Regions from separate parts of the Homo sapiens genome. Here region 1 is linked to region 2. The links are chromatin loops, found by intact Hi-C in ENCODE. Cell type or tissue: endothelial cell of umbilical vein. All regions are shown on one strand. Links, peaks and the distances in the headings refer to the core of each region. The heading gives the core; the rest is flanking DNA. Region 1 holds the start of LOC105370407 (a long non-coding RNA gene). Region 2 holds the start of LOC105370411 (a long non-coding RNA gene).

Region 1 (13,129 bases), core at 2,235-10,234, 260 kb before region 2:
GGATAGCATTGGGAGATATACCTAATGCTAGATGACGAGTTAATGGGTGCAGCACACCAGCATGGCACATGTACACATATGTAACTAACCTGCACATTGTGCACATGTACCCTAAAACTTAAAGTACAATTTAAAAAAAAAAGAAATATGCATACATGGGGCAGAGAAATGTCTATCAGAGACTGTTGGGCAACAGCAGAGACTTGTTTGTTTTGTTATCAAAGATTCTCCTAAAATGCACATGTTTTTCGGGGGGGCGGTGAGGGAAGAGCATTGTTTTCAGCTGTATCAGTTCACACCCTATCAGGAAGAAGTGGGCCCAGCGTCTTGTCAGAGTGGGAGAGAAGCCAGGCTCCATGGAGACTGGGGAGGAAGGTGTGCAGGGGGCACTGCTGCAGAGCACTGAAAGGGCAGGTGCTTTTCAGCATCTCAGCTATACTTTCCTGACTTGCAAGTTTTCCTTGGCACAGCCAGGAATCTGGAGTTGGCATCCTCTATGGCTAGAATGTTAACACAGATGATGGCATCAACCGTTAGAAAGCTAAGCTTTCTGGGCCAGTGGAATGGCTGAAGAACTGTGTCACAAGGAGGAGAATCTCTTCTGATGCCCCCAGAAGAGGCTTATTTCCCAGGAGTTTTCCCATGAGTTCGTTTCCAAGGCCAAACATCCTTTCTCCACAGATCTTTTTGATCACCATGGAGACAATCTGCTGCTCTGTCCAATGGAGAGTTTGAGCGGCAGTCACCATGACAACCTGCGGGGGTAGAAGGACAGCTCAAAGCACCCCTCAGATGAGAGCCAGGACAGGGACCGGAAGACACTGTGGTTCTCACAAGTGCAGCAGATGAAGGGGGACTCCCTTCCTCTGTCTGAGCAGTGAGCTAGAGATGGGTGTGAGGGGTGGGGCCCAGGGCTGGTGAGGTCAAGGTCTTGGGCTGCTGAAGGAAATTGGCTTTGTTCTTTTCTGACTTCATGTTTTGGTTGTCCCTGGCCAGTCCAGCTGGTAGATGTCTGGATACATGGCAAAACCAGAGCACAGCAAATCCATCTAGTCCTGGATAGAGGGCGGGGCAGGGAGGAGGAAGCAGCATCCCCCTGAAAGATGACCCAAGTGCCTTTCACAGGAGTTAGCCCACCTCTCCCAGGATGGTGGAGGCAAGAGCTTGCCGAAAAGTTGAAGCGGAAGAAAGCCCTGACCCCTGTGATGGCGCGTCCTGGCTAATCTAATCAGTAGATTTTGTGGTGTGAGGCCAGAGGCCTGCTACACCATCCCTGACCCCCGTGTTTGCTGACTCCTACTGGAGCCTGCCTGACACGGGTGGATCTGGGGACCTCTGTGTTCAGCCCATAGCTGGTTTCCTGCAGAGCTGGGCCAGGAGGCTTGCCCATCTCCTTCCTTCCTCCTGGGCTCTCTCATCCATCTGCTGACCTGGGCTTCCTGGCTCCCTGTCCAGTGCTCTTACTCCCACTATTCCATGGTTGCATTATTCAGAGAAACAGCTTGTGCCTTCACTGTAGTCTTCATCCAGGAGGACCAGGAAGGAACAGAGCAGCACTGACATCTGCCAGTCCCTGGGGTCAAGTGGCTTAAAAAAGGCACAGATGTGACCTAAATCCTGATCACTGTGCTGGGGGCTCTCCTTGTGAAGACCGCATCTTAGGGGACAGCCAGCCATCTGTAAGTGCATCCCTCAGAGCCAAACTGATATCCAAATTTTGATAATAGACACAAGTTATATGACTCCAATTCTGGAGGGTCAACTTCTTTGTGATCCAGTTTTCTCACGTGTAAAGTGGGAGTACACTTGTAGGGGTGTTGAGAGAAGGAAATGAATTAACATCTGGGCCTGGATTATGATTTATATTAGCTGTTATTATGATATCTTAATACCAAGTCTTCATACCGAGCATGGGGACACACCCTACTGATCAGTTATTCTCTGTGACGCCCCAACCTCCACCCAGCAGGGGATTTGTTTGTGCCCATCAACTCCGCGGCTGAAGAGCAGCATCTGCTTTGCATTGTGTGCACCAATTCTCTGGGGAGTGAAGGTGTCTCTTCACCCAATCCCAAAATGGAGCCTCTTACTGCTTGCCATAAGCCCTGTGTGTTGTCATGCAACCAAAGGGTCTGTTCTGTGTTCAGACGTCTGGTCTGGCCCCTGCTGGCTTTGTCTCCTTGCCCATCACCTCTCCTAAAACAAGTACCTGCCTCCATTCCCTCTGGTGTTTGGCCATCCCTGTTAGTCTGCATCCACTGAATATTGTGCAGACTGCGGTTCTTCTGAACTGTTCACTAGGAGTTCCTTAAACAAATCGCCAAGAGTGTGTCTTCAGAAGCTCCTCCATCCTGGGTCAGCACCCTTTGGCTGCATCCCATCACTGTATTCTTGTGATGTCTTTCTTCCCTCCCCATGTCAAAAATTACTCTCAGGAAGGTTCCGCAAACTCATTTATTCTGATGGGTAAGTGGCTATTAGGGCCTAGTCTTACTGAGGGTTAGAAGACTGCCAGGTAGCCCTCCTTAATGCTGTGGACTAATGGCCTCTTCATATATACAACAGCGTTCCCTGAGGATGTGCTGCCGTGGATGCTGCTGTGAGTATCACTATTGCCATTGTTATGGTAACCACTTACAAGCACCTGCTATGTGCCAGGTAAGATATTTGGCCATCGTAGTGTATAAGTGGTCAAGAGCACATGGCTTACTGATTCTGAACCTCATTTATTATACCAAAAGTTCCAGAAGGAACAAAGATTTAAATGCAATGGAGCTTGTGCCAAGACTTATGGACAAGGATACACTTTAGAGCCCCAATATAATAGCAAAAGACAGGAAACCACTGAAGGCTCGTCGACAGAAGTTGATTAAATAAGTTATAGCATATCCATTTGTAGAATACTCTGCATTAGTTAAAAAGAATGAGGCTAGGTCTGTAGCCATTGATAATGAAACAATCTCCAAGATATAAGTAAAGTGAAAACAAAGCAAGTTGTAGAAGAATATCTAGCATATGCTACTGTGTGAAAGCAAACAGAAGAGTATATGTATAGACTAATTTTAGAAAGAAAAAGGGAGTTGACAACAGTGATTGCTTTTGGGAGATGTGTTGATGATCTGGGTAGCAGGGACACTTACTTTTTATGTTTCAAGGGAGTTAGGTCCTTTTTATTCCTTACCATATGCAGGTATTATTTTTGAATTTAAAAAGTTTAAGAAATAAATGCTGTGGAGTCAGACTTGGATGTAAATCCAATTGCTATCAATTTCTAGCCATGTGGCCTTGACTAAGTTACTTACCCTCTTCTAGTCCTGGTCTTCTAGCTGCCAGAGGGGGACACTCTGTAGCTTGTGGTGAGGGTTAAGCGAGATAGTGCCTGTGAAGTTCTCAGCACAGTGTCTGGCACAAAAGCAAACCCTCAATTGTTAGATGCTTGCTCTGAACTGTTTATGTCCCTCCAAAATTCATATATTGATGTCCTAATCACCAATGTGATGGTAGTTGGAGGTGGGGTGTCTTTGGAAGGTAAATAGGTTTAGATGAGTTCATGAGGGTGGAGCACGCATGATGGGTAACCCTTATAAGGAGATGAAGGGACCAGAGCTCTCTCTACCTTGTGAAGACACAACAAGGAGACAACTGTCTGTTCACCAGGAAGAGGGATCTCACCAAGAACCCAAGACTGCCAGCCTCTAGAAGTGTGAGAAATAAATGTTTGTTGTTTAAACCACCCAATTGTTATAACAGCCCAAACTGACTAAGACAGTGCTTTACGTAAGTATCTCTAATTAGCATTCTGGATGTAGTACTATTCAGTTAAGCTATGTTCTGTGCATTAGGCACCTAGCAAAATCTGATGATGTGCAAGCAATGGAAGAGTCACACAGTGGAGAACCAACTGCAACAATCCCAGGAGCAAAGTGCTATGGGACCACAGAAGAAAGTAGGTTTCAATTTGCTGGAGGGGTATTGATGGGTATAGGGTAGGGATCCAGGAAGCGTTCACCAAAGAGGCAGCAGTGGAGATCTGGGTTTCACAGGATGAGAAGAAGCAGTTCCAGCAGAGACACCACATGAGAAAAGGCACAGGGTGGGCGGGGGGCTTGGGGCTTAGAGCCCTATATCTCCGCTATGGGGCTGGAGAGCAGAATGTGAGGAGAGATGGGCAGGGCCCTCAGGTGGAGACAATGGGCATCAGTTCCCCTCACAGCAGTGCCTTGTCCACTCCTTTCCTGTGGTCACCTCCTTGAGATCCTAACCAGTTTTGCAATGCCGCAGAACTGGGGCAAAATTATGGTAGCCTTTTTGCAAAAATGTCCTAGGGACTTCTATCCACAGCCCTCGTGTCATGTTAGCTGGGGAAGTAGCAGCAACATGTGTTCTTTAGGGCAGGAGTGATTCTATCCTATATGCTTCCAATACTGCAGTCAGTTACCTCGAGACACTACTCCCCCGAAAGAGTCATACAAAGGATTTGTATGCATGTACTGTTTTCTCTACCAATTATATATCTGTCTATAAAATATAGATATGTTTTTCTGTCTAAGCAGGGAAGGATCGATGCAGGGAACTGTGATTAAACTAGACATCTCTGACAGGAAGAAGAGCTGGAAGGACTGACAGGCTCCGGTGGCCACCCTACAACCAGAAGACAGACACCTGACAATGTATTGTCAGATGATGGATTAGCCAAGCCTGGGGAAGAGAGCTGAGTGTACAGCTTCCCTCCCAGTCTCCTGGGTGACAAAACCGCTGGATGACCCCGCCAACAATAATGAGATGAAAATGAAGAACACTGCAGTATAATGAGCATGATAAAATAGAGATGTTGCTAAATAATGGGTCGGCCATGGCTGAGGAGCAGGAGAAAGAGCCAAGCCCAAAGGAGGTGGATAAGGCCTTCCTGTGTGGTCTCCAAGCCTGACCCCCTGATGTGTTGCTGTTGCTCAACCAGGCCATAGATGGTTTTGAGTCCCTAGGGTGGCAAAGATGTCAGAGAGGGACTAGAGGGTGGGCCTAAGTGAAAATCCCCAGCAGGCTCTATCCTGGTCACTGTGGCTCTGACCTCCACCAGGGGAGGGACAAAAGTGTGGTAAGCACACATGCTGATGGTGGTTATGAATTACTGCCTTTAGTAGGAACCTGTTGCCTGCCAATGAGTATCAGCAAATGGTCTGAGTTAACGCATCAAAGTTTTTCAGAACATTGCACCTCTCATCTACATAGTGCAGAGTGGAAGAAGCCTGTTAATTATGCTTTTGTTTGTATTTTTGTTTAGTTGGTAGCTTGGAGTATCTGCCAGCAGAGGCAGCTGCCCCTAGGGAGGGAGGTACCTGGGTGCTACAGGGATGGCTGCCTGTAAAGATTTCTGGCACCAAGCCTCTCTGCAGTTTTTGTTTTTTATTTTTTAAATAATTAAATTAAGACTTATTTTTGAATAAGTAATATCTACATAGAGTACAAAATTTAAAAGGAACAAAAGGGGTGCAGGAAACATACATATCCCTTCTTCTCCCCCTATTCCCAGCCACCCATTTTCCTTCCCTCGAGGCAACCACTGTTACCAGTTTCTTCTGCAGTTTTCCAGAGATATTCTAAGCATAAATAAGTGCATGTACCTCAACCTGCAAGCATACTTACCAGTTTTTTTTTTTAAAAAAACACAAATGTTAACGTACTGTATCAACAAGAGTCCTGACAGAAAACAGATGGCACACATAAAGTGAGTCATTTCAGTAGAGTTTAATAAATGGACTGTTTACCAAGGTGTAGGAAAAGCCCAAAGCCAGCAACAGTTGAGTGAGAGGGCACAGTGACATAGTGTGAGCAACACTGCCAGTTGAGGAGCATTCCAGGGAGGTGTGGGGGCATAATCACCTGTCCTTCCTCTCCTCCCTCTGACCTTTTGCTGCAGCACCTCATGGGCTGCACTCAACCTAAGCCAGAGAACAAGAGTCTATTGATGCAGTTTAAAGAGGTCACTCTGGGGCACGGAACAGGTGGGGAAGGGCCAAGAGTGAATAAGGAGGGCAAATGTGGGCACTCAGCTCATGCACTCAGCTCCTCATCCTGTTCTTTGCTGTTTTCCACTTCACAGTCTATCTGTACATAGAGCCTCATTCTTTCTGCTAGCTTATTCTATTGCATTTCCGTTGTGGAATACCACGCCACATGCAAGAGACTGAATTGTGACCCCCACCCCAATTATATGTTGAAGTCCTAACACCCAATGTTAACTGTATGTAGAGTGAAGAAGTCATTAAAGTTAAATGAGGCCATAAGGGTGATGCCTAGAATAAGGCTTATTAAGAGGAGACACCAGAGCTCTCTATCTGTCATGTGAGGACACAGCCAGAAGATGGCAGTCTGCAAGCCAGGAACTCATCAGAAAACCCAGCAGCAGGAACCCTGATCTTGAACTTCCCAGTCTCCAGAACTGGGAGAAAGAAATGTCTGCTCTTTAACCCACCCAGTTCATGGTATTTTGTTATGGCAGCCTGAGCTAAGACACCACACACACACACACACACACACACACACACACACACACACACACACACGTAATATATCACAAAAATAATAATATATACAACCATATATTCAACTAGTCCCTCACTGATGGTCTTTTAAGATAGTTTCCAATTTTCTGCTATTACAAACAATGCTGCAAGGCAAATCCTTTTACTGCCATTTCACTGGTAAGGATACATACAGAATAAATTCCATAGGAATTTATTTATAGGAAGGGATTGTTGTATCAAAGAATGTATGCTTTAAAAATGTTGATAGATTCAGCTGCAGCACCCTGCATAGAATTTGCACCAATTTGCATGCACATTAGCAATGTATAAGGTTCCCATGCAGTTTTTAAACATCTGGGTTTCGAAGACGTGAATAAACTTATTACAGCATCTTTCCAGCAGTGCCTGTCACCTTACAAGACATAAACTTTTCTTGTTTTTGAAATTATGAGAATACATAATTCTCCTCTTGTTTTCTGTCCTGTCTTTCAGCTTTTTTCAGCAGGGATAAAATTCCTCCACTCCTGAATGAAATTCTTATGGTTTTTCTTTGGGCACAGTTCTGACTCATTTTAAGTCATAAATTAACTGCCTCAGTTAAGATGTTAAGTATCCAGTTTTTCTTTCTGGGCATGAACAAGCCAATTATATATGAAAACATACCTTAGAGACAGTTAGGAAACCCACATATGTACAGGTACCAGGACATGCCAAGGAATCATCATTAATCCCACAACATTGCTGTGGCACGCAGGAAAACATCCTTATTCTATGAAGAGGCAGTCTGAAGTATCCAGAAATGTGAAACACACGTCTTCAATCTACCCCAACACTTCAGCAAAAACAAGATGAAGCAAATATGCAAAACAGTAACAATCATTACATCTAGGTGATGGACACCTTCCTTTATGTTCAACAACTCTCATAATAAAAAACTTAGAAGAGATGTCTAGCCAAGACAATAATCAATACTTCACACTTCATCCATAGGTAAGACTCCTCCCTCTCCTCCCCCTGCTGCTCCCCAGCCAGGGCCAGCAGTGAGAGAGTCTGTGATCTAGGAAGGAGGTTGCAGTGGCTTCTGCTCCTTCTTCATTCAACTCCTCTCCTACCAGGGTTGAAGAGAGATAGTCAGAGGACAGGATGGTACTTACGTGGCTTGCTCTTTGACCTGGCAGATGTCTAAAACAGACTCTTGTAACCCTTGGGTTCGGCAGAGCCCAACACGATCTGTGATGTGGGCAATGGATTCTGTTTCTCCAGCTGCCACCCCCCCACTCCACCACCAGCCCTGATCTGGTGGTCCACAATACACCAACAAATTTTACTCTTCATGTGATCTTCTTGGGAAGAACTTAAAAGAGCTCCAGCCTGGTTTTCCCTATGCTGAGTGGCAAATATTTGTTCTATGGAAAACCTTCAACCCTCCAACAAATCCTGGAAATGCAGGTCATCTGTCTTTTGGTCACAAGCAACTTCAGCTTTCTCAGGCCTGAGTTAGGCAGGAATCTAAGATCTCCCCTCCCCAGCTGCAGAGAACACACACCAAGCTTTCTCAATGTGCCCCGGAAGCTCCCTCTCAATAGGTTTATGTTGGAAAGTAGCTTCTTATTCTCTTCCCAGAGGTGAGGGAGTGAGAAATTATCAGTGTTCTCCAAAGAAATCTCATAAATTTTCCCAATATATCTCTTGCATAATACACTTCCCCCACCATGCTATTGAATATATCTTAGTATTATTAAACATTTACTTTCATTTCACACATTAAGAGTTTTATCAATATTTATACAAGATGTGTTACATTTAATTCCATTTGTTTAAAATTGTGCTAGAAGAATGTTGTTTTATTAGTTATCTATTGTTATAATGGCTTAAGATAATGTTTATTATCTCATACAACTTCTGAAGGTCAGGAATCCAGAATTGGTTTAGCTGGGTGGTTCTAGCTCAGGGTCTCCTGTGAGGTTGCAGTCAAGAAGATGGCCAGGGCTGCAGCACCTGAAGTCTTGATCGGCTGGAGGAGCTACTTCCAAGAGGGGTCACTTACGTGGCTGTGCCTCAGTTTCTCTCTGGCTGTTATCAGGAGACCTCAGATTCTCACCAAGTAAGCTTCTCCATAAGGCTGCCCAAGACACAGCAACTTACTCTCTTCAAGAGAGCAAGAAAGAAGCCATGATGTCTTTTATGACTTAGCCTCGGAAGTGACATGCCATCACACCTGCCATATGCTATTGGTTGCACAGATTAATCATGGTACAATGTGGGGGAGAAGAGGGTGTGAATACCAAGAGACAGGGACCACTAGGACCGTCTTGGAGCTAGCCACCACACCTATTGATGTCATCCTGCATGTCCTCTCAGCTGTCAGTATAAACTATGCTTCATGGACTCGTGCTCCACAGAGTTGTATTCCATGGGAGAGAATCCCTCTGTGGTCTTAAGTGTGGCACTTTGTATAGCGCCCCCATGACATAAGTAACTGTATCTCAGAAACAGACTCCATCTTACATTTCAAAAGGCCCCTTGCCAAAAGAGAACAGATATTTTGCCTAATCAATAAAGACTACATCCAACCAGATAAGGACATAACCAAGCACACTTTTCCACTATCAGTTCTCACCAGAGGACTCTGGGGTGGCCATTAAAAGAGCAGGACCTCAGCAGCTTGAAAAGTCCACCTTAACAGACACCATCTTGCTATCACTCGTGATATGCATCTGGCATCTGCAACCCAAAGCTCTGCCCATATCAAAGACTCTTCCTTGCAAGACCGACAGCCACCACAGGCCAGACCAGAAGATTATTTTTGTCTATGTTGGTCGCCCTGGACTGGTTCATTAATGTTTTTACTATCCCTTCTCTCTTGATGATAAATGTTACTTTGTTTGTGGTGGAATATTTAATTTATAACATTTACATATTGATCAAGTATACTACTATGTATGGTTTGCAATAATGATTGATTTCCTGCCCACAGGCTTGGGCCTATGTGCCCGTGGCTCTGACAACTGAGTGAATGAGAAGTACTAAGGAGAACTGCCTTCTTGCTGAACTCCATGTAGCTCGTGTCTTTTATGTTTGAGACAGCTTCAGTAAAAGTCTGACATTGTGGAAAGACACAAATGTGCATGAACCTGGTTATCTCTAACCTTGGGCATCTCATGGGACACTTGGTCACAGGGCACAAGTACAGAGTGAAGTCTGCCCCTGTGTCTCCCAGAGGTCATGGTGATAATAGTCCCATAACTGTTTTTGCCATGAGTCTGGGCCAGAAGATAAATCTTATTGTTCTGTGTTCTTATTCCTGCCCACACAGCTCCCGCCTGCCATAGTGCCAGTGCTCTTTTGTGCCCTTACCATGGAATCACTCACAAAAGCAAGCTCTGTGGCCAGCCATGCCCGGACATGCACTGAATCCTAGCAGAGTTCAGGCTCAGGCGGGGGCACTCCTAACCGTTCCCTCCCAGCCTGTAGCACATGCATAAGGAGCCCTATTGCCTGCAGTGATCAGTGTGAAGAAATGGGGGCAAGTTGGGGGTGAAGTGTACTCTGATTGCGGCAAAGGGTTTCCATCTTCTTGTCACAGGAGAAGTGGATCCCAGCACAGGCAGTGTCCATGGAGGAGAAGAAAAGACACCAAAAGCAAAGGTACAGAGCATACACATTACCCCATGAAGAGGACCTTCGAGAATCCATGAGCATAGTCATCCTGCCTGAACTTAATTTCCCTCTACACTCTCTTTCCCCCTAGCTTCCATATCATGGAGTTATATGGAATTCGTATAACTTTATTGTGGAATATCATCTAGAATTTTAGTTCCTCCTCCACTCTTTGTTTGTTTGTTTATTTGTTTTGTTTTTAAGAGACAGGGTCCCTCTCTGTCGCCCAGGCTGAAATGCAGTGGCATAATCCCAGCCCACTGGAGCCTTGAACTCCTGGGTGCAAGCCATCTCCCCATGGCAGCCTCCTGAGTAGCTGGGACTACAGGTGCACACCACTCCCCGAGCTGACCTCCATGCTTTTAACCTCTCAGTAGTTATGATTTATCATCCATTGATTATTAGATTTGCCAACATGCTTTATTGCTCTCTTGGCCCACTACTGCTCCTTACATCTCATTCCCCTTTATGGCTCATATTCTTTCTTGCTAAAGTAATACTTTTGAAGTTCTTTCAAGTCATTCTTTCTCTTTGATGTTCTATAATTGCACTATGATGTCTCCAGTAGAAATATGGATTTGTCTTTAATTACATTGCTTGAGATTTGGTGTTTTCCTTCAATGCTGAACACTCTCAGCCATTATTCCTCAACACAGCAGTGTCTGGGAGGTGGAGACAATACACCGATCACTGCAGACAGGGCTCCATATGCGTATGCTGCAGGGTTGGGAGGGAACTCTTAGGGGTACTCCTGTTTGAGCCTAAACTCTGCTAGGATTCAGTACATGTCTGGGCATGCCTGACCACCCAGGCCTGCTTTTACGAGGGATTCTATGGGAAGGTGTCTGGGAGGTGGGGACAACATTTTATAGGATGGTCAAGAAAAGGTCTCTGGGGAGAAGATATGGGAGCAGAGACCTAAATGATCTGCAAGAGGAGTGGTCCAGGTAGAAGGAAGAGCAAACACAAAGAGTCAACAGGATTCAGGAATTGAAAGAAGGCCAGTGAGACTGAGCATAGTGAATGAGAAGGAACGTGGCAGGAAATTAGATTAGAGCAGAGATGGGGGCAGGGACCAGCCCTCGTAGGCTTCCTGGGCCCTTCATAGGAGTTTGAGATGAGAAATGAAGGCAGTTAGTGTGAGCTTTTGTGGTAGATACACCTAAATCTGAGCCTTCTTTTCTAGGCTCCAAGCAATATTGTCACCCTTGTAGTTAGATGCATCTATGTGATTGAGTTCTAAACAATGGAATGAGAACAAAAGTGATGTATACTCCTCCCAGTCCTGGCCAATAAAAAACTTGCACAGGTGCCCTCCTGCGCGCTTTCCCTTGCTTCTGGCTGCCTGGGATGGAAACAACCACATCAATCCTGAAAGCCACATGTTGCTGGTGGCAGAGTTGCCATCAGTCTGGGTACCCGAGTGACCCAGGTCACCCAAGTGACCCACTGTTTGAAGCAGAATTCTCACCACCATCCTCAACTCATCCCTTCTGACCTGGAACTGCCTTAAGGTGTTAAATATAAGACATCGATATCTTATTCTCTAAAGCATCAACCTTGTTGCTATTGTAGCATACACAGCCTAAACTAATGCAGCCAAGAGGACCTTGTCGAAGAAACTTGAAGTTGTGTGGGTCACACAAAAAGAGGATAGCGTGTCCAGGGTAATATTAAATTATACAGGTTAATAATGTATGTCACAGATGGACTTGCCTACTGAGGAAATATTTCTCCAAGACTAACTTTTTTTTTTTTTTTTGACAGTCTCACTCTGTTGCCCAGGCTAGAGTGCAGTGGCACAATCCTGGCTCATTGCAACCTCCTCCTCCTGGGTTCAAGAGATCCTCCTGCCTTAGCCTCCTGAGAAGCTGGGATTACAGGTGCCCACCACCACATCTGGCTAATTTTATATTTTTGGTAGAGACGGGGTTTCACCATGTTGACCAGGCTGGTCTTGAACTCCTGACCTCAGGTGATCCACCCGCCTTGGCCTCCCAAAGTGCTGGGATTACAGGAGTGAGTCACTGTGCCGGGCCATGAGTACCTTTTAACAGATGAAGTAATCATAGCTCCGAAGAATTAGCTGCTTCTCTTGAAGATACTTGATGGCAGAAACTTCATAATAAACCAGAACTCCTAATTTCTAGTCCAGGGTTCTTTCCCTGGGACTGAAGGGAGGGAGCTGGGGGAAGGAACAGACTTGGAAGAGAGGCGAGAATAAATCTCCACTTAGGTTCTTTGGTCACCCAAGGGCTCTGCTCTTCACTGATGCCTTTAGGACACTTCAGAAAGAACTTTATTTAGCTGCCCTTCTAAGTCTTTAGACAAGCATACTCTCCCTTCCCATGGCTGAGGACACCGAAATCCTGGCAGTAATGCTTTGGGCTCTGTCTCAGTTTAGGGTCTCAGCAGGAAACTGGTAACAACCCAAACTGTAAATTCCTTCAGAGGCCTGGGTGGGTTTAGGAAACCAACTAGGGATGATGCAATGCCTTGGGGCCTGCAATAGTGGGACCCATTGTCACCCCTAAGTCTGAAGGAGTGTATCAGTTACCTATTGGTACAAATTACCATAAATGTAGTGGCTTAAAACAACACACTCTTATTATCCTACAATCTTGGGGGGTCAGAAGTCTGAAATGGGTCCCACTGGGTCAAAATCAAGGTGTTACCAGGACTGTATTCCTTTTGGAGGCTCCAAGGGAGAATCCTTTCCTTGCCTTTTCCAGCTTCTAGAGGCTGCCGGCATTCCTTGGTTCTTGGCCCCTTCCATCTTCAAAGCCCACAGTGGCTGGTTGGGTCCTTCTAGTGATGCCGTGTCTCTGATTCTGACTTCTGTTTCCCCCTCCAAATTTAAAAGACTCTTGTGATTATATTGGGCCCACCTGAATAATCCCCACTCATCTCCTTAAAATCAGATGATTAGAAACCTTAATTCCATC
Region 2 (12,590 bases), core at 1,487-9,486:
GAGCCAAGATCATGCCACAGCACCCCAGCCTGGGTGCTCAAAAAAATAATAATAAAACAACAACAAAAAATCTGGTAATGTCATTGATGAGGTTTTTGTTATTTTTTAATCCTTGACTACATGACAGAGCCAGCTAAGATTTTTAAGTGTTATTTTCATTCCCATTAAGAGATAAAACATTCTTGGTCACAGCAAGAACCCGGACAACTATTTCACCTCTCTTTGCATGAATTTCACCTCAAACACACACATACAAAAATCTACTTCAAACAAACCATTATCATTAACTTTAAAAAATCCATAAACTCAGCAGAAGAGAGCCTTTCTCCATGCCATGACAGAGAAAAATACACCACTATTATTCAAGAGACCTGGGGAAAAAGGTTTGAAATTTTTTCCCCTTGAAAATAATAAGAAAAGCAAATAACAGTCTTTTAGATTCTGTGAATAAGGCAATATAGCTGAAATTTATTATACAAGATCTTCATAAAATCCTCATGCTACTTCAAATTTCATTTTAGGGCTTTGTTAAATCTGATGGCAGAAATAATTAAAACACATGCGTTAAGAAATGAAACAATAAATTTTCCTCTGCTAAGTGATAAGTTAGCAGAGGAAAGTTCTGTGGAACTTCTCATCCACAGAAATCAGTTGTTATTCCCCAGGATCTAAAACAAGACTGCACTGGTATTTGTGTAAAGGGCTCAGGGTAGACACCAACCAGCATCATCTGGTGCAGCTGGAACTCATGAGAGCAGGATCAGCCCAGCTAGGTCCCTGCCCTCCCAGCCTCCTGTTGAAAAGTGTGCTTGGGCCAAATGGATAAATGTGCCATGGGGATGCCAGCACGGAAACTCCACCCCTTGATATTCTTCCATTTAATGAGGTATGTATAAAGGTAGTCTTGCGTGGGGGAATAAACATGTTAGATAACACACCAAGCAGTTTCAACCTGACATGTCTACTGTGTAGGAAAAGTCTCTCAGATGTCACTGCATCCAGAACTTGGAGACCTTGGGAGCCCTCCATCCCAAGGGACATTGAGTCTGAGAGCTGGCTCACTGTCAGGCAACTTAGAGGCCCCAGGGAAAGGGTCAGATAGTGCTGCTTGTCTCCACAACTTCCAGCAGTATAGAGTTGGGTATACACACACAACGTATACAAGTATATAGCTGTGTGTTTGTAACATTTGAATTTAGACAAATTTGCTTATACGTGCCTTTTCAAACATGTCTCATAACATATGTAACCTAACATATATGGGTGAAAACTGTTCACATGATTTTTTTTACAGATCCCACCTTGAAACTGCAATTATTGGTCCCCTCAAAGATTCAAGAGAGCTCATCAGAAGTGTTAGCAATGACAGCCTTGCTTACAGGCAAATTATTAAGAGAAAAAACTCATTGACATCCACTGGGTACTTCACATTGCATTGTTGTCCTAAACTTAAGCACACTGGTCTTCCTCCTCTTTTCCTTTCATTTTTAGTAGTTTTGCCATCACCCTAGCTAAAAATATAAAGTCATCTTTGCTTTAACTTCATCCATCTCCCCCATCAGTCACCAAATACTGTGACCCTCCTTCCCAAGTTGGAGGGGAGTGTGACCTTCCCCCAGCACCTCCTGCTGCCTCTGTCCACACTCTCATTGCTCCCACCTAGGCTAGTGCAACAGGCCCTGGGTTGTCTCCCTGATGCCCCTCTGGCCTCCATAGTCTCCGGCGTTGTCTTTCACTCATTTCACAAATGCTCATTGATTTCTTACTATGAGTCAAAAGATGGGTGACTTACTGATGACACAAGGATGAACAAGACCCCCGCCCCCGCCCCGCTGTCAAGGACCTCGAAATCTAAAACACAAATTCCATCCCCGCCCCCGCCCCGCTGTCAAGGACCTTGAAATCTAAAACACAAATTCCATTTTGTCGCTCACCTGCCTAAAATTCTCCAGGGGACCACCATGGCCTATAGGATGAAATCAGAATGTATTAGCACAGCACAAACTGTTATTGCCCATACTCAAGGGATCTGGCCCCAATCTGCTCTGTCTCATCTCCCACCATTCTGCCCCATGTGCCCAGGTTGCAGCCACCCCAGCTACCTATAGCCTGTTCACCCTTCCAAGACTCAAGCAAACCACACCCTCTACCTGGAATGCCCTTCCTCTAGCAAACTTCTAGGCAGCAGCACCCTGAGCAGGTTCACAGAGTCTACCGTGGATGAATCAGAATGCCAAGTCAGCGATTTTCCATAAACCCCACAAACGTGTGTACGGCACCTACCAGGCCAGGCACTGAGGGCCCTTACATGATTTATCATTATTCCTCACAAGGAACAGGAAGCTACTCTTAGTATCCCATTTTACAGATGAGGAAACTGATACAAAGAACATCATATAATTTGCCCAAGGTCACCGATAGGAAGTGGCAGAGCCAGAATCTCAACCTGGTTCCAAAATCAGTGCTTTTAACTACTTTGGTAAACAATGAGAATTTCTGGAGGACAGAAAGTTCTATCCCTGAGGGGCAGGCTACAAGGGAAGCCAAATAACGCTATGAGAGGTTACGTGGTAACCATGCAATCGGAAAAGCGTTACTGTAACTCAAGTGTTTGATGGGGGTCAGGGTAGCATAAAACATCCTTTTCCACAAAAACACAATGCCTGTTTCTGGACCCAGAGACACCATGGCCTTGGGCTGGGCACTTCACCTGAGCGGGGCATAGACTAGCATGTATGCCTGCCTCTCCTCCTCCTGGGGTCTGTGGGTCTTTAGCTCTTGTTCTAATTAACAAAATACCTTCATTCAGGCCTGGGAGTCACTCCACCTCCTTAATGTGACTGGGCCCCTCTCTGCTCTGATGAGTTATGCTGGTTTTACAGTTTACAGCTCAGAGAGCGCTTATGTCTGCTATTTCTTGCAGATGTTTTCACTCTTGCCTCCACGAGGCGGCTAATATTACCCATTTTGAGGATGACAAAATAGTGAGGAAGGTCACAGAGCTGGTCCTCAAAGCGGGACTTGAACCTCGGCCTTCTGACTGCCAATCCTGTTCTTTCCATGCTACTCGTTGTTTAAGAGAAGAAGCCTTCAAGATCTGCAGCTAACCCAACCCCACTGGCTCCGCAACCCTGGGCCCAGCCTGTGCGTCTGCTTCCTCCCCAACTCGCACTGGTCTCAGCAGCCATCCCAGGAGGCGCCCCGGCTCCACGCTTCCCTGGTGCCTCAACTTTATGCACCCAGCATGTCTGGCCACAGCAGCCACCCACTGCATGCACCATACCTCAGTGTCTGTCCACACTACACCACAGTGAGCGGTCCTGGCCTGCCTTGGCGCCACCCTGCGGCTCCTCTCCTTGCCATCCACTCACACTCTTCCTCTGCCGTCTGTGCCACCATCTTTGCAGTTTTCTGCTCCCTTGGCCACAGCTCCAAGATTCTACCTGGTCTCCACTGCTCCATCTGGACTCCTAGGCAGGCTCACTCCCACCTATTGTTCTCTTTTTAGCCTTGGCATTGTCTCCACTCTCTGCCTTTCCATTTATATGGCACAGTAACTAAATGTTTTGCATTTTCCAACACCACACTGACTTCAACTCTTCTGTCCCACCATCAGACCGTTGGGGAAATTTTACAGGTCAGAAATATGTAGATTTATTGTGCCTAGACATCATGTTTTCATTGGCACCACACGCAAAGAATACAAAATCCAAAAGGCACCAACGAATATAGCACATATAGTAAAATTAAGTCACTTCCTAGCCCTCTTCCCCAGGCCCACAAGCCCCCGCTTCCCCTACTCAGGGGCAGCAACTGTAAGCAGTTTCTTATGCTTCCAGACATAGTCCGTGAACCTCTGACTTGGGCGGGATTGCCAGTGTTTCAGCAGCAGCATTGGCAACTTTCTAACCATTTGTAAATGTAATAGTATATAAAGATTTTTTAAAATTCAGCTTCGATTCCACCACCCTAAATTAACTCATGTCATTTCTCTACATTGCATCCCAATTTTTATCTACATACACACATTTTTCATTGTTTTAATCATAGTATGGTTAAAAGTTTAGTTCTACTTCCATTGCTAATTTCTTACACATATTTCATCTTCATTATTTTTAACAGCTACATAATATTCATTTGGGGTAAAACTCAGTTCTTCAGTTTTTATTCCAAGTTTTCACAATTGTAAATATCAGTATAACAATCTATAATTTTTTCTTCTTTGAATTATTGCTTTAGGACAAGTTCCCGGAGTGGTAGTATTGAATCTAAGGAATGTTTCATGTCACATTTAGCCAAATAACTCTCTTAGAAAGGTCAGAGCAGTTGTAATTCCTCATACAGGTATAAGGACACATCTTACTTTTGTTCCATCAAATACAATAATTATACTTATCAACAAAAAATGCTTCCTCATGATGTTCTGTTTATATATTTCTGTAATAAATAAATAACTCAGGTCAATGTCTTCTCTTTAGGTTTCTGTGTTTAATGCAGACTTCTGTTAGAAGCAGTCCTCAGAGCCTGTTGGAATAATGTGAGTGAGTGACTGGTTGGATTTCTAGGACCTCAAAGAGCTTTTAGTTCTTTGTCGCGCCCCACATGAAAGGCAGTTTGGCAAGGTCAAGTATGGTGGGGATGCATTCTCTCTCTCTCTCTCTCTCTCTCTCTCTCTCTCTCTCTCTCTCTCTCTCTCATCCTTGGTAACATTGTTTCATATCCACTGAGCTCTTTTTATGTTACTAGAAAATCCAATCGTGTTTCCAATGTATATTCTTTTAAGAGATCTTCTCTTTTTGCATGTCATCAAAGATGTATTTCCCTTATTATTTAAAATATATATAAGACCCCTCCCACTTTGGAGAGCAGGACCTGGACTTGAACTTGGACTCTTCACTTACTAGTTATATCCCTTGGGCAAATCACTCAGTTTCTTGGAGGTTAATTTCTATCTGTAAGATGGGAGATTAATAATATCTGTCTACCTCACATTGTTGTAAAAATCAAATGAAAAGATGTATAAGTGTGAGAACTGTTTCCTAAATGTTCGTAACTATTCTGTTAGACCATGTAACTCTTCTCTATTTCAAGTCTAATCTCTTATTGATTCTGGAATAAAGTATTCCTGCATCTTTAGTTATTGATTTAGGACCTTTTCTTTCTTTGGCTTACTCAGGAAGTCTAACTATTCAGAAATTGCAATACTCAGATCTATTCCCCAGATCTGCCCTCCTGAAGTGTTTCATTTCTTAATTTAGTTTCTTTAAATTCTGGATCTATTGCTCAGGTTTCTTTACTGATTTAAGTGCCATTTCTGCTTTGTGCAGTTTAAACATGATTTTCAATGTGTCTTTTGCAATAATCATTACTTTCATTCTTTTTTATTCTGACTTTCACTAGGGAGGATGTAATGTCCACTTGATTTCTTTGAAAAGAGGCTCCAGCCATTTTCTGAATTCTGTGTATGGTTCCCTGTGGTTGTTTCTTTCTTTGGGATTAATTAAAATAAAGTTTTTTGTGTGGGCTCATTGGGTGTTTTTTGAAACTTTTTTAGAAAACCCACATTGATTTTTTTTCAGTTTAGTGCATTCTCCCTTAAGTTACTTCAGTGACTGGTCTTTGCTGTACTGCTGAAAATTCTTTAGTAACATTTTTCAATTAATTTTAAGAGAATTTGCAATTAGGAGTTTGACTGGTTTTCTACTCACTCCAATATTTTCCCGGATAATTTTTTTCTACCATGTCAGGCCTTTCTATCTTCTGATTCAATGGAGTCTGGAAAGAATCCAAAGTCTAATTATGGGATTAGAACAAGAAAGCCAAGTACTTTCAATGGAAAACTGAAAAATGCCTTTTTGTGCTTTGTTGCTGCTGTTAAGGCTCAGGCTGAGTCTAAGAAAAGGGAAGAAAGATTGGAATACTGAAATAAAATCTTACCAAAAACGCTTTAATAACCTTACATATTAGCTGCATTCCTAAAGGCTCTGAACCTTCCAGGCATCTCGCAAGCGGCAAGGGCCGCATTCATTTCTTTGGCTATAAATGAAGGGATGCTAAATTATTTCCAAGGTCACTTTTCCATCTCTGAATTTCTACAACATTAAATAATGTTTAAGCTGCGAGTTCAGGCATGAATTAATGTAACCAGAATTATTCCCACTTCTTGCTACCCTGCCCACAAAATGCACACACACACACCCCCACTTTGATTTCCCGATTTTTAAATTGTTCAAATCAATTGTTATGAAACATAAAATGAAGCCGGGAGAGAGAAAATGAGGGAACCGAATACAAAATTCCTCCCTTCTGGAATCAGGGCAGCCTCTGCACCCCCAGATCTCCTCCAACACATGAGGTACTTAAGAGGAGACCCCTCAAGGCAGCACCCTGCCAAGGCATGGTTGAGTCACCAAATCTCAGCCGTTTGGACTGTGAGGGGAGACCCTGCAGCCCTCTGGTGGACAAAAGTGGCATTACAGCCTTCTCTGCATCCAAAAGGTCACAGCCCATCTGAGATGGAAGCGTGATGGATCTATCTGCAAGCGTGACCTGAAATCCTAACCAAGGGCCAACCTGCCCAGGACAGGCTGGATCTTTGCCTCAGAAATGGTGCTTTTGTCATTTTGAGAAACATTATCCCTGCAGATTTCAGATTTGAAACTCAAGAAGGCTATGGTGGATTTCAAATAGGGTAATGTTAAATGGCCTACATTTTTACTAGTATTGTGGGCACTCCTACCAGAAGAAAAATTTTTTAATTCCATATAATTCAGAATGAAGTTAATCAGAATGAAGTTGTTCCCCACTCCTTTCTTGTGTCCTTCCAGCCCTCAGGATGGTAGCAGCTTCCGCTGCCACTAATATGTGGTTGTTTCACCAGCCCATTTGGCTTCTCAGCCCAGTCCAACGTGTAACCAATTTCCTGTTTTAAATTCCCTCTTTGAAATGCCTACAATGATTTTGTTGTGCTTGGCAATAGGAATATGGCAGTGACCAAGACAGACTTCGTTCCAGATCTTATGGAGCTCATAGTCTAGCTCAGGAAAATAAATATTAAATAAGCACTCATTCAGTTAATAATTATTTCAAAAAGGAAGTACATGAGAATGCATAGCAGAGGAACTTAACCTGGAATAAGGATAAATTTTGTAGTTCCACAGGTGACACTAGAAGCTAGAAACTCTAGGCCAGCAGGACTTTACACAGAGACAGTCCCACAGCTATGATGGAAGCACAGAAAGTTGTGATGTTGCCTCTCCTCCTCCCTGGGTCCAGCAGGGAAGAAAGGAAGGGTTCCTAGCCAAAGGCGGAAGTGGAGGATTTCAGGCAGGATTCAGTGCACAGTAGTGACAGAGAAGCAAGGATGGAGTTCTTCTGACAGCCTGCAGGCACCCAAGAAAACTTGGCTCTGCTAGATCTGGCCAGGAAAGAAACCAAAATCTTGAAGGAATGTGTCATCGCCCTGGCAACCTCCAAGCCACGGGAGTCAGACAATGTCCAGACCAAGCCTGACTCAAAAAATGCTTTCCCAAAGATTTAACCTATAATATCACAATATTTCCCCAGTCTCCTCCTGACCAGCATCATATGATAGGGTACGAGGATGGGAGAACCAGCCTGCTGCTGTGCTCTCTTGTCCCAACAGGTGTCTGCTCCTGTCTTGATGAGCTCAAAACATCCTTATCTTCTCTACCTGTCAATACTGATGAACACCAGATTACTCAACACCCTGATGCGCCATGCCAAATCCTAACAACTCTCAATTTATATCAGATGGGATAGGCATACTTTATTCAGCTTTGCTATTTAGATCAGGGGTCCCCAATCCCTGGGCTACAGACCAGACAAGTCCATGACCTGTTAGGAACCAGGCTGCACAGCAGGAGGTGAGTGGTGGGCGACCAAGGGAAGCTTCATCTGTATTTACAGCCACTCCCCATCACTCGCATTACCGCCTGAGCCCTACCTCCTATCAGATCAGCAGAGGCATTAGATTCTCATAGGTGCATGAACCCTATTGTGAACTTCATATGCAAAGGATCTAGGTTTCACACTCCTTATGAGAATCTAATGCCTGATGATCTGTCACTGTCTCCCATCACCCCGATGGGGCCATCTAGTTGCAGGAAAACAAGCTCAGGGGTCCCACTGATTCTACATCATGGTGAGTTGTACAATTACATATATATATATATATATATATATATATATACATATATATATATATGTATATAATATATAATGTAATAATAATAGAAATAAAGTGCACGATAAATGTAATGAGCTTGAATCATCCCAAAATTATCCACCCGCAAACCCCACAGTCCATGGAAAAACTCTTCTACGAAACCAGTCCCTGGTGCCAAAAGATTGGGGACTGCTGATTTAGATCACTGTTTACAAGATCTAAAGTTTTTTGAACAGAGAACTTCTACTCCCTTACCACAGAGGGAAGTCATTACTCGCCGTCCTGCCTTACAGAGTCCCCGATAAGGAATGAGGGAGAGAGCAAAGTTTCAAGTCTTCTCTCTCCAAGTTCACTGCCTATTCTAAGTTAATATTAGATGACCTTAGAATGCCTAAACAATTATAACTCCACATATTACCCCCCACAGGGCCTTGGTCTGTCCTTTGAACTCCAATTACATTTAGTGTACACTGTCAAACTCATGACTCAAGAAGTCATTATGGGTTAGTTGCAGCAACTGAGGCAGGCCAAGAAAAGGAGGGAGCTCTGATGTTGCTTGAGACCCTTGGATGAGGGCCCAGAGCAGCCCTTCTCAATCTGGGCTACATGAGCAAACTAAGCCCTAATGCCCAAAGGCATCTATTTTATGTAATGAATTAACTTATATTTCTCGTTCTTCTAGAATGGAACTAATTATGTCACATCCTAGAGAAACTGAGAAGACAGTCACTCAAATAATGTTCTGTAGACCTTAATTCTTTCCTGGAAATCCTGTTGAGAAAGGCTGGCCTAATAGCAAAAGTAGGTTCCAGTAATACTTTTGTCACTCTCTTGAACCTGTCTAATTCAGAGGACCGTACACAAATGATGACAGTCACACAAGCATCAGCACAACGAGGGAGAAATGTATATTGAAAGGACATGGGTATAAAGACATAGCGAGAAAACATGGAAAAGCTACTAGGCAACCAGAAGAGCCCCAAGAAGGCCACACCCAGGTCTCCCGATGGCCTTTTATCTTCCTTCTGCACAAATGAGATACAGCAGATGCTTATCAATTTAACAAGAGATATCTGACCCCTCCAACTAACCAGACCCATTCCATTTTAGCAGAAGACAACCGAAGAAATTAAACCTATTTTTATCTAGCATGATCGCCTTTGCAGTGTCCATTTTCTGGATATATCCACACAAAACCAGCTTCTCCCCTCATCACCCTCACACTCTCCCACCCTCAGTCCACTGAGCCCTGTGGGAAGGAGTGAAGGGGTGCAGAGGAACTAGTTACCAACAGTGACTATGTTCCATGGGATAAAGAAAGAGTGGGACACTGGAGGGAAGATTCATATGATCTGCCTCGTGGTCCCAGAGTTCTGCCGACTGGGGCAAGGTTGAGCCACTCTGTGGGAGAGATGCAGTGGAAGGGTGGAAAAGAGGTGCTGATGAATCCCACTTAGTTTAGTGCTTTTTTTGGCAGTTGTTTTCTAGGTGTTTCACTGATGCGTCCTATTTCCTCAGCTAGCTTGTAAATTCCTTCAGTGCAAAGATGAAGTTTATGCTGTAAATCTTTAATTTTCTACAGTGTTTAGCACACTGCTTCTCCTGCAGATGCTTGATCAGCATATTGTTGATTAATTAGAATCTGCTTGGGAGGAAAATGGTGTATCCTTGCAACAATTACAGTTAAGGTTTATGTTGAAGTACTGTATGAATATCATGTAGCTTAAAATATTTAATACTTGTGCACTATGAGCCAAAGCTCTCCCCCACATCCTGCCCTGCTATGCTTCATGGGAACCACCCACCTTGAAAATTGGACAGAAACAGAATACTGAGTGGGGAGGGGGCCTCCTCACTGCTGGAATTTAGCAGAGCTCCTCCTGGAAACAGCCCAAAAGTCTCTTTCTCATCTAACTCTTCGGGAACAGCAGGCAAACCAGAAACTGACCGCCCATCTCCTTTCCACCCCTGCTGCCCCCTCCAGTCAGAGGTTTGTCTCATGCTACCCCCATGTGAAAGCAACGCTTTGCTGCTGAACTCTAGAGTCCCAGCAACACTCACCTCTTGCTACTCGCAGTGAGCAATCAGCTTGCATAGCCCATCCCCAGGGCCTTCAGGTCAGCCTCCGGACCACCTCTGGTGGGGTCCTAGTGCTCCTCTGTGGTCTGAAGCCTGTGAAATCTGACTGCCAGTTTCAGGCTGGGGATCACAGGGCCCTGACCCCTGCTGTGGCTCCCAGATCAGCCAGGAGCTTGGATATCAAGACCTTGGAGGGAGTTTGATGCTGAAAACTGACACCAAACTCCCTCCAAGGTCTTGATATCCAAGCTCCTGGCTGACTGGTTCAGAGACTTTAGGAATGCAGCTAAGTAACCTAAACACACATAAAATTGACTGATTCTCAAAACCCAGTGGAGTGGCCTGATGCCTGTAATCCCAGCACTTTGGGAGGCCAAGGCAGGTGGATCACTTGAAGTCAGGAGCTCAAGACCAGTCTGGCCAACATGGTGAAACCCTGTCTCCACTAAAAATATAAAAATTAGCCAGGCATGGTGGTGCGTGCCTGTAGTCCAAGCTACTTGGGAGGCTGAGGCAGGAGAATCTCTTGAACCCCGGAGGCAGAGGTTGCAGTGAGCCGAGATTGCACCAGTGCACTCCAGTCTGGGCAACAAAGCCAGACGCTGTCTCAAAAACAAAAATAAACAAATAAACAAACAAACAAAAAACAGTGGATTCAGTTTCAGTGGGGAACATGCCCTTCCAGTGATGAGAAAAGTTGTTGTCCATCATCCATCCCTCCAACCTGGAGTAATAATTAGAAAGTAGCAGAGTGAACATGGAACCAGGAGAGAGAGTTGGCTGGTACTGAAGGATCTTTCAACCAGACAGGAGGACAAGCCTGCAAATAGCCTTGGCTGACCCTCCTTTGCTTGCAATTCTTGGGCAGAATGTACAGAGAATGCAACATTCTGAGATAGGAGGAAATGCCCAGAATAGCCCAGGCTTTGTCTCCGTCATTCCTAGAACAGCCTGCAATGCTTGGCTCACCAATCCAAGTGGCCTCTGAGGTATAAAACCAGAGCAGAATGCTTTCAGGGTCCCTCAGTAGTGGTGCTATATCAGTCCATTTTGTTTTGCTGTAAAGGAATATCTGGGCAATTTATACAAAAAAGAAGTTCATTTGTCTTACGGCTTTGCAGTCTCTACAAGAAGCCTAGCACCAGCATCTCCTCAGCTTCTGGTGAGGTCCTCAGGAAGCTCCCACTCATGGTGGAAGGCAAAGAGGGAGGCAGCATGTCACATGGCATGAGAGGGGGCAAAAGAGAAAGGAGAAGGTGCCAGGTTCTTTAAAACAACCAGATCTCACATGAAGTAATAGCTGAGAGCTCGCTCATTACCACGGGGAGGACACGAAGCCATTCATGGGGGATCAACCCCTCTGACCCAAACACCTCCCTCCAGGCCCCACCTCCACACTGGGGATCACATTTCAACATGAGATTTGGAGGGGACAAATATCCAAACTATATCAGATGTATAGTGGAGCACATACAGATAAGACTGCATCCACCCTGGGCAGCCTCCCTAAGCCTTGGGGGACCAGCACATCATGGATCCTAGACTTCTGTTGGCCCTTGCTCCCTGCCTGGGAGTACTAAACTTGCTTTGCCTGACATGTTGCACAAGTGCTCTGTCTCACCAAACTCATACACTGGCAGCTGGGTTTGGGCAAAACCTCCTGCCAGATCTAGAAACCTGCCAGATCTAGGAACCTTAGTAGAAGCTGGCAAGGTGTTTAGAGTTCTCCTCTGGGATTCTTAATAGTCGCACAGAATTCCCCACCAGGGATTAATACCCATGCACAGTATTCTGCTTAACAGAGGTGCTGGTGATGCTGATGTGCACCCACTCTCCACGCTGCATCACACCTTCGGGATGTCCAGAATATTCATGCCTACCAGAACATATGGATCTTCTTTGGGACAATATTAAACTCTAAAAATTCCACTTTTTTTAGAGACAGGATCTCACCCTGTCACCCAGGCTGGAATGCAGTGGCACAATCATAGCTCACTACAGCCTCCAACTCCTGAACTCAAGTCATCCTGCCTCCTCAGCCCGCTGAGTAGCTGGTAATACAGGTGCACGCAACCATGATCAGCTAATTTTTTATTTCTTGTAGAGATAAGAGTCTCACTATATGGCCCAGACTGGTCTCAAACTCCTTGCCTCAAGTGATCCTCCCATCTCTGCTTCCCAAAGTGCTGGGATTCCAGGCGTGAACCACTGTGCCCAACTCCCTATAAATTCTTAACTCACAGCCATCTTCATCCTAAATTTGATGAGTTTAGATCTCCCTCCTTGTGTCTTAATCATTCCATCAGATTTTTGAACATATTTT

What was found. A loop is a pair of places that touch in the nucleus more often than their neighbours do. Peaks named below come from ENCODE experiments on the same cell type or tissue, not always from the same donor. Only the 100,000 strongest peaks of a DNase experiment are listed, where the experiment ranks them.
Region 1: it touches region 2 in a loop (12-fold over the local background); 14 of 110 quality-filtered maps call a loop at or near these places.

Annotation. Positions count from the first base shown.
Region 1 is chr14:23,659,720-23,672,848 of GRCh38, forward strand. LOC105370407 (a long non-coding RNA gene) reads left to right here and starts at 1,590. Exons shown (of 3, transcript XR_943607.3): 1 at 1,590-1,679; 2 at 2,566-2,599; 3 at 4,602-4,687. RefSeq lists an enhancer at 10,305-11,504. In endothelial cell of umbilical vein, for the core only: a CTCF peak has its summit at 6,351 (motif pointing right); a DNase peak (open chromatin) is centred at 6,362; H3K27me3 peaks cover 174 bases.
Region 2 is chr14:23,923,498-23,936,087 of GRCh38, forward strand. It overlaps LOC105370411 (a long non-coding RNA gene), which reads right to left and starts at 6,517. Exons shown (of 2, transcript XR_943618.2): 1 at 5,709-6,517; 2 at 4,417-4,524. It also overlaps a transcript of LINC00596 not described here. In endothelial cell of umbilical vein, for the core only: a CTCF peak has its summit at 6,474 (motif pointing left); a DNase peak (open chromatin) is centred at 6,434.